Regions from separate parts of the Homo sapiens genome. Here region 1 is linked to region 2. A link is a contact called in ENCODE Hi-C or POLR2A ChIA-PET data. All regions are on one chromosome and are shown on one strand. Each heading gives the region's core, a stretch centred on a gene start or an enhancer-like site at or near the end of the contact. The rest is flanking DNA. Distances are from core to core; before and after follow the strand shown. Region 1 has its middle 19 kb from the start of MIR1587. Region 2 has its middle 48 kb from the start of MIR3937.

Region 1 (6,172 bases), core at 914-3,413, 240 kb after region 2:
GGAAGGGAGGGGAGGGGAGAGAATTCTTCTGGGATGGAAAAGGCAGGAAGTGAAATTCCTAACCCAGTGATAAATAGAATCCCAGCTGCACCAAGAACAGAGCAGTGGTAAAATCATTCAAACTCTGAATTCCTGACAGTGGAAAATAAACTCATCTTTGCTGGTGAATGGAAATTTAGGGAAGGCAACCGGGTGTGCTCTGGATTCCACAGCCCCATCCCTGGTAGAGGGCACAGAAGCATTGGAGGGTTGAGAAAGGGCAACTGGCAGCCTTTGGGCCAAGTTGCTTTAAGTCCAGAGAGGCTGAGAAAAGCAGCTCAATGCTGCAGAAGAGAAGGTGGAAGTTGGAAGTAAGAAAATGAAAGAGCCAGGTGGCCCATGGTGGAGAGGTGCCCAGAGCTGGCGACAGAACCCAAGGAACCCTGGTTCCTGGGGTGACCTTGAGAAAAGACCCGGCCAGTCTTAGACAAGGTGATGAAAGGAAGGAAGAAGGCTACTGAGCTGAAGAGAACAAAAATATTTCCCCAACCCCATCCCGCTGGACAGTGAAGCATCTTCAGGGCCCCTAGCCTGGGTGCCGGACAAAAGACTTGGAGGTACTGGAATATTGGGTCTGTGCCCCAGCCCTATCCGTGCCCAGTGTTGGGCACCCCCAGAGGCTAAGCTTGGCCAAAAGCTCCTCAGGCTTCCTCATCCCACTTGTTCATGGGATGGTTCCACCCATATGAAGAGTAAGGCCTGGGTGGTGCCTCTCCTCCTGACTCCAGCCTCCTTCCCCGGCCCCAGTCCCATCCATACAGGGGTGCTGGCCTGGCCCCCTCTGGTGGGAGGACAGATAAGCAAAGGGGTGGTGGGGACACTCTAGATGCTTCACCCACATCCCCTCGGGCTCCTTCCCCCACCCCATATAGCTTCCCCTCTCCTAATTCCCACAGCCTGTGCCTGGGACTCTTTGCAGGCCCGCCCGGGGCACATCCCCCTCAGAGCCAGAAGTACCCAGGAGTTTCAATCCCCACACTCACGGTAGCTCCTAGCTGGTGCAAGGGAGCATGCAGGTACAGTGCTCTTGCCTGGAGTCAGGACAGGCTCTGAGTTGACACTTGCCCTCCAGAGCTCCTCCTTTGGGAGGTCATGAGGTCATGAGGATGGAGCCCTCATGAAGGGGGTCAGTGCCCTTATAAAAAGCGACCCCAGAGAGCTCTCTCTCCCTGTCTCTGCCATGTGAGGGCACAAGGAAAAGTTGGCAATCTACAGCCCAGAAGAGGGCCCTCCCCCAAACCCGACCGTGCTGGTACCCTGATCTCGGCCTCTCAGCCTCCAGAACCATGAGAAGTACGTGTCTGTGGTTTATCAGCCCCCCCGCGTGTGGTACCGTGTTACAGCAGCCTGGATGGACTAAGACCCTTCTGCAGAGGGACTTTGTCTGAAACTGGCTTCCTCCCCTTCTTGGTCCTGCCCTTCCATACCCTTCCGTGTTTCTTGGGAGCACTTCCTTAATAAATTGCTTCCACACGAATCCGCGTCTCAGAAGCTGCTTCTGAGAAAACCGAAGTGATGGGGCCCCTGGGCTGCACAGTAATAACAGTTGTTACAGACGGCACCTCCTCCAACCCTCAGAACCAGACGGCCACAATGGTATTGACTGCATTGCACAGAGGAGGAAACGGAAACCCAGAGAGCAGAAGGGACTTGCCCAGGATGGTGGAGTTGGTGAGCAGAGCAGCCTACATTAAACCCAGCTCCAAAGCCAGCCCTGGGTCTTTGATGCCCCACAGAAAATACATGGGAGGAGCCCTGCAGCTCCTGAAAGGAGCTAACATCTCCCAAGCCCCACTTCCAGGGGCAATCTGGGGCCAGCCAGGTACTTAGATGGACAGATGACCAAGGAGAGACCACTCAAGCCCTCAGTTTGAGAATGCATTCCTCTGCGTTCACAGGCTTACCTGGAGCCAGTTCCCCAAAGCCCCACTGGACTTTTTAAGCCCCCAGAGGCCTTCAGACAGGAACCCACTGAGTCTTCAAACCCCCAATCTCCATGGGGTTAAAACAATCCCCAAAAGGCAGGACTTACTAGGAGTCGTTCAGAAACTGGCAAAAGCACCCTCTGAATAAATGTTCAGGGTTCCATCCGGAGACGCCCACGGTGACTGATGAGTCATCAGATAGCCAGCTGTCGCCACAGAGTGCTATATATAGAAGCTGGAGGGGTGCCTGGTACCTAAAGAAAGGGGAGGAGCACACACCTAGTAGGTGGGGTCTCAGCTGGGAGGCAGGCCTAGAGCACCTGGAAACTGCACCCTCAGCTCCCTCTGCCCCCCCAGCAAAACAGAATCTGGGTCAGCAATTCCCCGGCACAGAATGCCGCGTGAACTGGAAGCAAGCAGCAACAGGGCCGGACGTGGGCCATGCCAGTGCATTCATGATGATTACTGCTAATGATGGTAATGGGAGAATAATGGCTCAGTGAACTTCCCGCACATCACCTCGTCGTCTTCCCATCAGACATACACACTGAGGACGCGCTTGTATTGCTGCCATTTAGACAGCCGAAACAGAACTTCCAGACCTCAGGCTTGGTAGGCTGGGCCTGTGCTGTCCAGGACAGGGGCCACTAGCCACATGTTTCTACTGAACACTTGAAATGTGGCCCGGCCAAATTGAGATCCTCTGTCAGCATAGAATGCACACCAGACTTTGAAGATTTAGTTTCAAGAAAAGAATGTCAAATACCTTGTCAATAATTTTTTCCTGGTTTCATATTGAAATGATAATATTTTAGATACATCGGGTTGATCAAAATATATGATTAAGTCAATTTCACCTGTTCCTTTTTACCTTTTTAATGTGGCTTCTCGAACATTAAAATTATTAATACATATGTGGCTCACATTTGTGGCTTGCATTATATTTCTATTGGACAGTGCCGGGTTGCAGGCTGGAGGCCAGAACCTTCAGGAAATCCTGGCTATGCCCTCTCCTGACAAATAAAGCCTGCTTCCTGGTTCAAGGCTGAGAGAGGCCAGGGCTGCTCTCCAGACAATGCCAGTGGCCAGCTGCAGCTCCATGTACCGATCACAGAAGGTCCAGGTGACGCACAAAAGCCCCTGAGGGTCTGTGAACCCCAAACTTGTCCCTTATATCTTCTGAAAATGCACAGCTTTCCGGGGGAAAGATGATGAATTCTCCCTGGCCCTGTCTTCTGCCTTCCCCACTTAACCCCCAAGAGAGCTCCATGCTGTGTGATTGCATAATGAGGCCATGGAATAAGGCCACTTCACAAATGAAGCAGCTCTTTCCCTCACATATGCAAACAGCAGAGAGAGGCAAAGGAAAGTAGGGAGATGAGAAACAGAATGAGAAATGCAGACGAGACAGGCAATTCACACCAAGAGAGAGAAACTGTATCCCAGAGACAGACACACAATGTCACACACACTCTGCTCACTGACACCTGGGGGGAGGGGGAGAAGGGTGTGTGTGTGCACGTGTGTGGCGTGTTCATGTGCATGCATGCATGTGTGTGGAGCTAGAGAGCACTAGAGGCCGGGCACGGTGGCTCATGCCTGTAATCCCAGCACTTTGGGAGGCCGAGGTGGGCGGATCACCTGAGGTCAGGAGTTTGAGACCAGCCTGCCCAGCATGGTGAAACCCTGTCTCTACTAAAAATATGAAAATTAGCCAGGTATAGTGGCGTGTGCCTGTAATCCCAGCTACTCGGGAGGCTAAGGCAGGAGAATCGCTTGAACCCGTGAGGCAGAGGTTGCGGTGAACCGAGGTCACGCCACTGCACTCCAGCCTGGGCGACACAGTGAGACTCTTTCTCAAAAAAAAAAAAAAAAAAAACAAAAAAACAAGAGAGCACTAGAGAAAGGTTCTAGAACGAGGCAAATCGAACAGAACAGGGAAGAGATGAGCACAGGAGGCGAAAAGAAATGGAGGTTCGGGGAGTTGACAGCCTCCATTTTGTAGCAAGGCCTGCCCTTTCTTTCTATGTCAGTTTAAATTATTTACATCAGGACAATGGAAAGAATATAGATAGCAAAATAAAAAATGCGTCGGGGCCAGGCAGGCCCAGGATTCATGTGTGGTGGAAACAGAGTCCAGGGAGGAGGAAGGGCTGCCCGCCCTGCACCCAGGAGTGGGCTGGGCTTTGGGTGGCTGCAGTCAGGGCTGCTTTTCCAGTCACTCAGTACCTACATCAAGTCCAGAGTGTTGACAGAGCTGGAGCCAAACTGCACACCCCCAGGGGCAGACCTGGGACATTTAGGGAGCTGTGTGAGTCAGACAAGGCCTGGGGACACCCACAGACCACAACCCCTCTGGGGCCAGGCTGAGGGCTGCCTGGTGTTCGCCTGCTCCCAGAGAGGCTGACACTTTGTGCCAGCCTCCTGCCTATCCTGAGCTGACCCTTCACTGGCAAGTCCAGGGTCCCGTGGGTGACCATCAGTTAATCAAATCAAAGCAGCCTTCTGTGCTGCCAGGACAGGATGGGGAGAGGTTCTCCCTCCCCTTCCTAGGTAATTAGGAAGTGACTTCTGGAGGCCTGGGCCCACCTTGGTCACCTCACCTAAAGGAAGATTCTGTCACAGGGATGCAGGACGAATGTATCAGTCTCCTCAGGCTGCTGCAACAGAAGACCACAAGCTGAGTGGCTTAAACAACGGATATTTATGTTCTCACAGTTCTGATGGCTGGAAGTCCAAGATCAAGGTTTGGTTTCCCCTGAGGCCTCTCTCCTTGGCTTGCACACGGCCACCTTATTGCTGTGTCTTCACACGGTCTTTCCTCTATGCGTATACCCTGCCAGTGTCTCTCGTGGGTCCACATTTTCTTCTAGGGACACCAGTTGTATTGGATTAAGCCCACCCTAATGGCCTCATTTTAACTTAATCACCTCTTTAAAGGCCCTAACTCTAAATATAGCCACATTCTGAGGTCCTGGGAGTTAGGGCTTCCATAGATGAATGGGGTGTGGGGCACAGTTCAACCCATAGCAATGAAGTACCAAGAAAGACAAGGCCAGGTTCACACCAGGATGGGGAGAACAGTTCAGGGCCATGACCCTCTCAACGTCTGATAATCCCACTGTCTCCCTGCCTGTGCTTAGGGCCTCCTCCCAGTAAAGCTTATAGAAACCAGAGGCAACATTTCTGCAGGACAGGGGTTTGGGAGAATGTTGTTCCCATGGCTGGTAGTTGCTGTCTTGCCCAGGAGCAGGAGTTGTGTAGCCCCAAGTCCCAGTTCAATGCCTGGCCCAGCAGGGAAACTCTGATGGGGGCAGAACAGAGGCCATTAGGCAAGGCTCTGTGTCCTTACTCATTTAGAGTCTTATTGTCAATGGAAGTGACTCCAGAATAAATTTGGACTTCATTCACAGAGAGTTGAGGCCCTCGCAGATTTAAAAATAATAAAAGAAAAAGGCCGGGTGCAGTGGTTCATGCCTGTAATTCTAGCACTTTGGGAGGCAGAGGCGGGCGGATCACTTGAGGTCAGGAGTTTGAGACGACCAGCCTGGCCAACATGGTGAAACCCCGTCTCTACTAAAAATACAAAAATTAGCTGGGCATGGTGGCAGGTGCCTGTAGTCCCAGCTACTCGAGAGGCTGAGGCAGGAGAATCGCTTGAACCCAGGAGGTGGGAGCTGCAATGAGCCAAGATCACGCCACTGCACTCTAGCCTGGGCGACAGAGGGAGACTCTGTCTCAAAAAAAAAAAAAGAAAATAAAATAAAAAAGAAGGAAGGAAGGAAGGAAAGAGAGAGAGAGAAAAAGAAAGAAAGAAAGAAAGAAAGAAAGAAAGAAAGAAAGAAAGAAAGAAAGAAAGAAAGAAAGAAAGAAGCCAGGTGCAGTTGCTTACACCTGTAATCCCAGCACTTAAGGAGGCCAAGGCAGGTGGATCACTTGAGGCCAGGAGTTCAAGACCAGCCTGGCCAGCACGGCGAAACTCCATCTCTACTAAAAATACAAAAATTGGCTGGGTGTGGTGGTGGGTGCCTGTAATCCCAGCTACTAGAGAGGCTGAGGCAGGTGAATCGCTTGAACCCAGGAGGTGGAGGTTGCAGTGAGCCGGGATCACACCATTGCACTCCAACCTGGGTGACAGAGCGAGACTCTTTCTCAAAAAAAAATTAAAAAATAAAAATAAAAGTTTAAAAAATATATGACTTCAGCCC
Region 2 (5,997 bases), core at 1,848-4,347:
AGTCTTATTCATTTGTCATTCTCAGCACCTACACCTAGAACAATGCCCATAAATGGACTTTGTTTCGTAGATGTTTGTTGAATTAATGAATGACCTCAATCATTTGTGCATTGTTTTTGCCAGCCAAGGCAGTGGCTTGAAGAGACAGCAGCAAAAGAGTTAAAAGTCAGGAAATGAACTAGACTTTGGGATAAAGCCCCAATAATTTCTATCTTACCAGAAATCCTCTTCCCTGAAAATCTGCGGGCTGTAAATTAAGATCTGAATTGTTGTTTTGAGTGCAGCTTTCTCCAAACCACAGATTTGCAAACACTTCTCTTCCCAGTAGTTTGAGGCTGCACAACAGTCTTGTGCTATTAAATGTTGCTGAAAAGTGGGCTGAGACCACTAGGTCTCTTGTGAAAATTGCCAGACTTGTGGACGGATGGTGTGGGATTTAGCAAGATGCCTCTTCCCTGTCACCAGGAACAGCCCAGACATGAAGAGGCACTGGGGAAGGAGAATCTCTGACCTCCTGTTACCCACTAGAGCTGCAGGTGGCAGGGGGTGGTGGGGTGTGGTGTGGGACGGGCAGGTGGAAGGGAAGGGGAACGGGAGACTGGAGTCAGCAGGCGGCCTCCCAAAGTGGAGAATCCAGGTCCACGGTCCCCTTGCTTGTTCCGCTCCACATTCCTACAGCAGCTTAGGGAAAGTCATTTAAACTCTGTGCTCCAGTTGCTCGAAGCGTTGACTGGGAATAAATGTGCTACACAGCACTGCAGCTTCCTAAAGCCAGGTGGATCTTCATGCAGCAATTTCAAACTCGTGGCAGGAAGAGCAAGGCCTAAGCCAAGAAAAGCCACAGTGGAAGTTTTAAAAGATGGTGTGGAGGGGGTGTCACAATAGACACAAAAACGCCCGCTCCTAACATCCCCATAACAGCCATCCCAGTAGAAGCACACCACCGTGTTCCTGCAATTTTTCCTGGCCATGTTGGAGAGATTTTGGATGCCTGAAATTTGTCCTTGTAGAATCAAGGGTGAAAGGCACTGTGATGACTTTGAGCAGACCCCTTCATCCCCCACTCGCTGTACAGATGAGAAAACCGACGCTCACGGTCCTTACACGCTTTTTTCAAGGGCACACCCCTGGACTCCCCAAGCCCAGCCCAGCGCCGTCTTATCTCACACCATGGTGCTCCTTGCTAATCCATATATCTGAGCACACCACAGCGTCCTCTCCAAGTCACTGATGACAAAGGCCATTTTTCACAGGGGGATATAATCTGCTAAAATCTTCTCCTGCATTCCAGAGTAAGAGCTCCCATATTTCATGGAGCAGGTTAATCACAAATATCAACTGATGAAGTAGCAAGAGAGGAAAGAGAAGGAACCCTCTGGGTCCATGAAAACTTTTGAAATGGGACCCGTTTTGCTTCCCCTGTTTATGCAACAATAAAACATCCTAAAAGCTTGCAACATTTAGCAAAACTCTCTAAAATACCTGGATACAAAATAATATGCTCTTTAAACCAATAGACAATTTATTTAGGAAAGATAATTGATGAGTTATTTATATTAGTCCCCAGTGTCCAGCGCCACCATCATTGAGATGAAGTGCTCAGGACAGAGTGAAATCCCTTAATTACTCTCGTATGTGTTGCGTGTTGCAGGAAAGAAAACATAATGCAAAGTGCTTATATATTTCAGCAGCATAATAGCTTGATGAAGATTTCTAAATTTTTCAAAATGTCATTTCTTTCCAAAAGATGGATTATTTCTGTTGGGGTTTAGTCTACCTAATTATTCCTGCCTTGATTACTTAACTACTCCAGATATTTCATCCCTCCATGCTCTTATCACGTTCGGTATGTTAGAAGAACCGAGGCAGCTTATTAGCACAAAGTAGACAATCCTGTTTCCTGGCAGTTAGTGTGGGCGGGTGGGTTACACAGTGGAGCACTAGAGCCTCTCCAGCGCAGCCTCTATTCACTTGCAGTGGCCTGGGCTCGTCTGAGGCATGTGCTGTCAGAACTTTATTGCCTCTCCTAGACCAGTGTCCACCCTTCCCCCATCCCAGGAGCCAGAGCACGTGAATTCCCCTTTGCTCTCCAACTCTCTTTCTTGTACACGACACAAACCTTGAGTATGGGCTCTGCATTTCTCTAGAGAGCTGCTTCTCAAACTTCAGCCCAGAGGGCTTGTTAAAACAGAATGGCGGCCAGGTGCGGTGGCTCACGCCTGTAATCCCAGCACTTGGGGAGGCTGAGGCAGGTGGGTCACCTGAGGTCAGGAGTTGGAGACCACCCTAGCCAACATGGCAAAACCCTGCCTCTACTAAAAATACAAAAATTAGCTGGGCATGGTGGTGCATGCCTGTAATCCCAGCTACTTGGGAGGCTGAGGCAGGAGAATCGCTTGAACCTGGGAGGCAGAGGTTGCAGTGAGCTGAGATCGTGCCACTGCACTCCAGCCTGGGCGACAGAGCAAGACTCTGTCTAAAAAAAAAAAAAAAAAACCAGAGTGGTGGGGTCCCACGTCCCACTCCCCAGAGTGTCTCAGTCAGGAGGTCTAAGCTGGGGCCAGAGAATATCCCAGGTGATGATGCAGTTGGTCCAGGGACCACAGTCGGAGTAAGACAATTTTTTTTCCTTTTAAAATACTTTACAAATTTCATGCTGTGGTTATTGTCTGTATTAAACCGGAAATTGGGAGGTAATAGCATTTATTTGTTTGAGTTTGTAAATATCCAGTGTCCAGCTCTAGATTCAATGAGCAAAATAACTATTTAGGTAAAAGGTAAGGACCTCACTGAGGAAGGAAGGAAGGAAGGAAGGAAGGAAGGGAGGGAGGGAGGGAGGGAGGTTGGATGGGAGGGGAGGGGAGGAAGAAAGAGAGAAAGAGAGGAAGAAAAAGATATACGCAGTTGGAAAAGCCAGATTCTAGAACATCTCTGGAAGGTGTGATTCTAAAGCAAGCACAGCTCCACGGCTGGACTACAAGGAATGTGGCTTTTCTCTGTGTTTTCCTACTGCACGGGGCTAGCAGGGGTCGATTATCCTACCAACCTGAGTCATTCTTCACTAACGCGGGGGGCGATGGGCAGAGGGCAAGCCGGGAGGCCAGTGCCTGCCCGGGGCGCACCTGTCACGCTGAGGGAGGGCAGCCCGCGCCCTTTGGCTGATCCCACTGCCTGGAAACGAGCCAGACTCCTCTGCCTTTGAAATCCTGTTCCTTGGAGCAATCCCGGCTCGCTAGGTTTAATTGTTTCGTCTCTTTTTTTCTGGTTTATGAAGCCGCCCCGCCTGAAGTCCGCCCCTTGCGCAGCGGCCCGGAAAGGTGGGAGGAGTGCAGGCTGCGCTCCCCGCTCGGGGAGAGTCGGTTCCTATTTCCTGATTATAAAGAAGCATTCTTTGGGAGCTGATGAATTGCGGCGGGGCTAGGGCCGGCAGGACGCGCACCTGTGATGCTCTGCAGCCGCCGGAGTCTGTTTATGCATCAAATGTGCCCACAGATTTTTCCTGGTGCTTGGGGAGACGGGGGAGGCGGTGCGGGCAGCCTCCCGCCCCCCCGCTCCCCCCCGCCAAACACACACACACAGGTTTGAAAGCCTCTGAGACCTTGCTACTAAAAATGTGGTCTACGGACCAGCAGCATCACCTGGGAGCTTGTTAGAAATGCAAATCTCGGGCCCGCCTAGACCTACTGAATCAGCATCTGCATTTTAATGAATCCTGGGGTAATTCCCTATTTACGTTAAAGTTTGAGAAGCGCGACGCAGGGGTCCACGGCAGAGAAAAGGTTAAGAACTCTGATCTCAGACAAGGAAAGGGAGGAAAGAGGAGGGAAAGTCCAGTCCCGGATTTGGAAGGGGGAGCGGAGGGTTAACCCTGAGGTTTACCGCTGGAGTGGAAGACAGAGAAATTAACATATGGAGTGAGTTAGCGGAGAGGTCGTTGAAATTGGGAGTAAACACAGGCAGGGGACAGCTCAGTTTGCCCAGGGGGAGGGGTGGAAAGAGAAGAGATGGGGTTAAGTGGGTGCCACCCACACTCCCAGGAAAGTTGGGTAGGTTGCATGCTGTGACCTTTGGCTCCTCCTCCCGCGTGTTTTCTGAGACTCAACCAACACATTTTGGCACGCACACAGGGTAGACCACAAAACAGCAGAGGCCAGAGCTTGAGGGCAGGCGTGGAGCCGAGGTAAAAAGCACCTGGGAGTTTCTTAATAAGCAGGCTGACGTGGTGAAAAAAATTCTAATGCAGGAAGAAAGAGAAAGCACGTGGTCATAAAAAGTGTGCCCTGGCATCCTACATCCATACCCAAGAGGACATGCCTGGCAGAGAGTGCACCCGTGGAGCCAGGGTGACTGCAATCCTCTTGGGCCCAGATCAGCTCCTGTCTGTGCCCAAGAACCAGCTCGCTCTCCATTTTCTGCACTAGGGGAGGAGAGAAGAAGTCCTGAGAGTGTTAAAGAGCAAGTAATCCAAAAAGAAATGACATGGATTTGGCATAAGGGCCTTTCTAGGCCCCCATCTGACACCCTCTTGCCCTCACTTACTGTCAGCGCTGCTGGAACCAGGTGGTGGTGGTGAGGGAAGGAAACTTGAGTTACAGCTCCAAAGCAGGAGAGATACTTTCCAAATCTGAAGTAGGTGACACACTTCCAGACACCCCTCTATGGCTCTTTCTTCAGTCCTGTTCAACATTTTTTTGCAAGGGGCAGATGGACCAATGTAAGACAAACACCTAGCTGGGCGTGGTGGCTCTGCCCGTAATTCCAACAGTTTGGGAGGCCGAGGCAGGCGGATCACTTGAGGTCAGGAGTTCGAGACCAGCCTGGCCAACATGGTGAAAACCAATCTCTACTAAAAATATAAAAATTAGCTGGGCATGGTGACGCACGCCTATAGTCCCAGCTACTCGGGAGGCTGAGGCACAAGAATCTCTCTTGAACCCGGGAGGCAGAGGCTGCAGTGAGCTGAGATTGTGCCACTGCACTCCAGCCTGGGTGGCAGAGTGAGACCCTGTCCCCAAAAAAAAAAAAAAAAAAAAAAAAAAAAAAAAAAAAAGACACACACCTATCAAATTTCTGGTTGCCCCAAGCTGGCAGAGCAATTAAAAGACTGGATAATCTACTAGGATTCCAGTGATGTTCCCACAGACTGTTACAATAGAGATAGTCGCATCAGTATTTTTATTCATTCATTTATTTATTTTCCTCTGCATCCTCTTGTATAAAGGTTTTGAGACGATTTGCAGAAATTATAGTAAATTACATTCAAATATTTAAATAAAAATGCAAAAGTCGTATTCCGTTCTAGTACCAATTAAAATTAGCAGTCAAGACTGATGGGAATGGTGACATTTGATAGGGAAAAATATAAAGTCCTAGCCTCGATCCAGGAAGCAGAAGTCCAGGTATAGGATGTGAGGAATGTGTCTTAGTGACATCTTGGATGAAAAAAAGCTGTAATGGCCACTAAATTCAGTATAAGTAAAGAGTGGGGGATGGTGGCCGGAGAAAAAAGAATCCTGCTATAGGCTACAGTCAGATGTAATTGTCTATGAAAAGGGAAATGATAGTCCCACTCTTGTCAAGACCACTCCTGGCACATTCCGCTCAGTTCTGAAAGTCATACTTTGAAAAAGTCATTAGCAAACTGGACGTATTCAGAAGACAGCACCCTGGAGAGTGAATGATCATGAAACATGAAGCATAGAAGTAGACTATGTCCTAGCTCCTGTGTCGAGTACCAGAGGAATAACATCACAAAAATACATGGCCATAAACTTACAGCCCAGTGAATGAATCAGATAAATAAGTAAACACCAGGAAAAGAGCAGGCTAAGCCAGACTATGGAATCTTGGAAGAAATTGTGGAAATTATGAAACATTTTGGACTGGGTGACATCCAGCATTTATCACTCTCAACAGCTGAAGAAATGAGTGTCTCTATCTTACAAGGGGAAATCCAAGCAGTACATCTGCTATGGGGTACATGGATCTAAGAATCTG

What was found. Hi-C counts contacts between places; a loop is a spot of excess contacts on that map. ChIA-PET counts read pairs that join two places held with the same protein, here RNA polymerase II (POLR2A). Pooled maps may share reads with other maps.
Region 1: a loop to region 2 is called in a pooled map, with 8 times the contacts of the local background. The contact joins two enhancer-like sites. A Hi-C loop is called at or near these places in 9 of 50 pooled maps. POLR2A ChIA-PET finds 5 or more read pairs at or near these places in 2 of 52 experiments (K562 and activated CD4-positive, alpha-beta T cell).

What each region holds. Positions count from the first base shown.
Region 1 is chrX:39,853,693-39,859,864 of GRCh38, forward strand. No RefSeq gene overlaps it. Among named protein-coding and RNA genes, the nearest start is that of MIR1587, 19 kb to the left of the region's middle. RefSeq lists enhancers at 1,666-1,785, 2,056-2,135, 4,237-4,737. Within about 2 kb of position 2,164, at least 10 of the 41 ENCODE cell types and tissues checked have a DNase peak (open chromatin) inside an H3K27ac peak, as active enhancers do.
Region 2 is chrX:39,610,479-39,616,475 of GRCh38, forward strand. No RefSeq gene overlaps it. Among named protein-coding and RNA genes, the nearest start is that of MIR3937, 48 kb to the right of the region's middle. RefSeq lists an enhancer at 4,093-4,292. Within about 2 kb of position 3,098, at least 5 of the 41 ENCODE cell types and tissues checked have a DNase peak (open chromatin) inside an H3K27ac peak, as active enhancers do.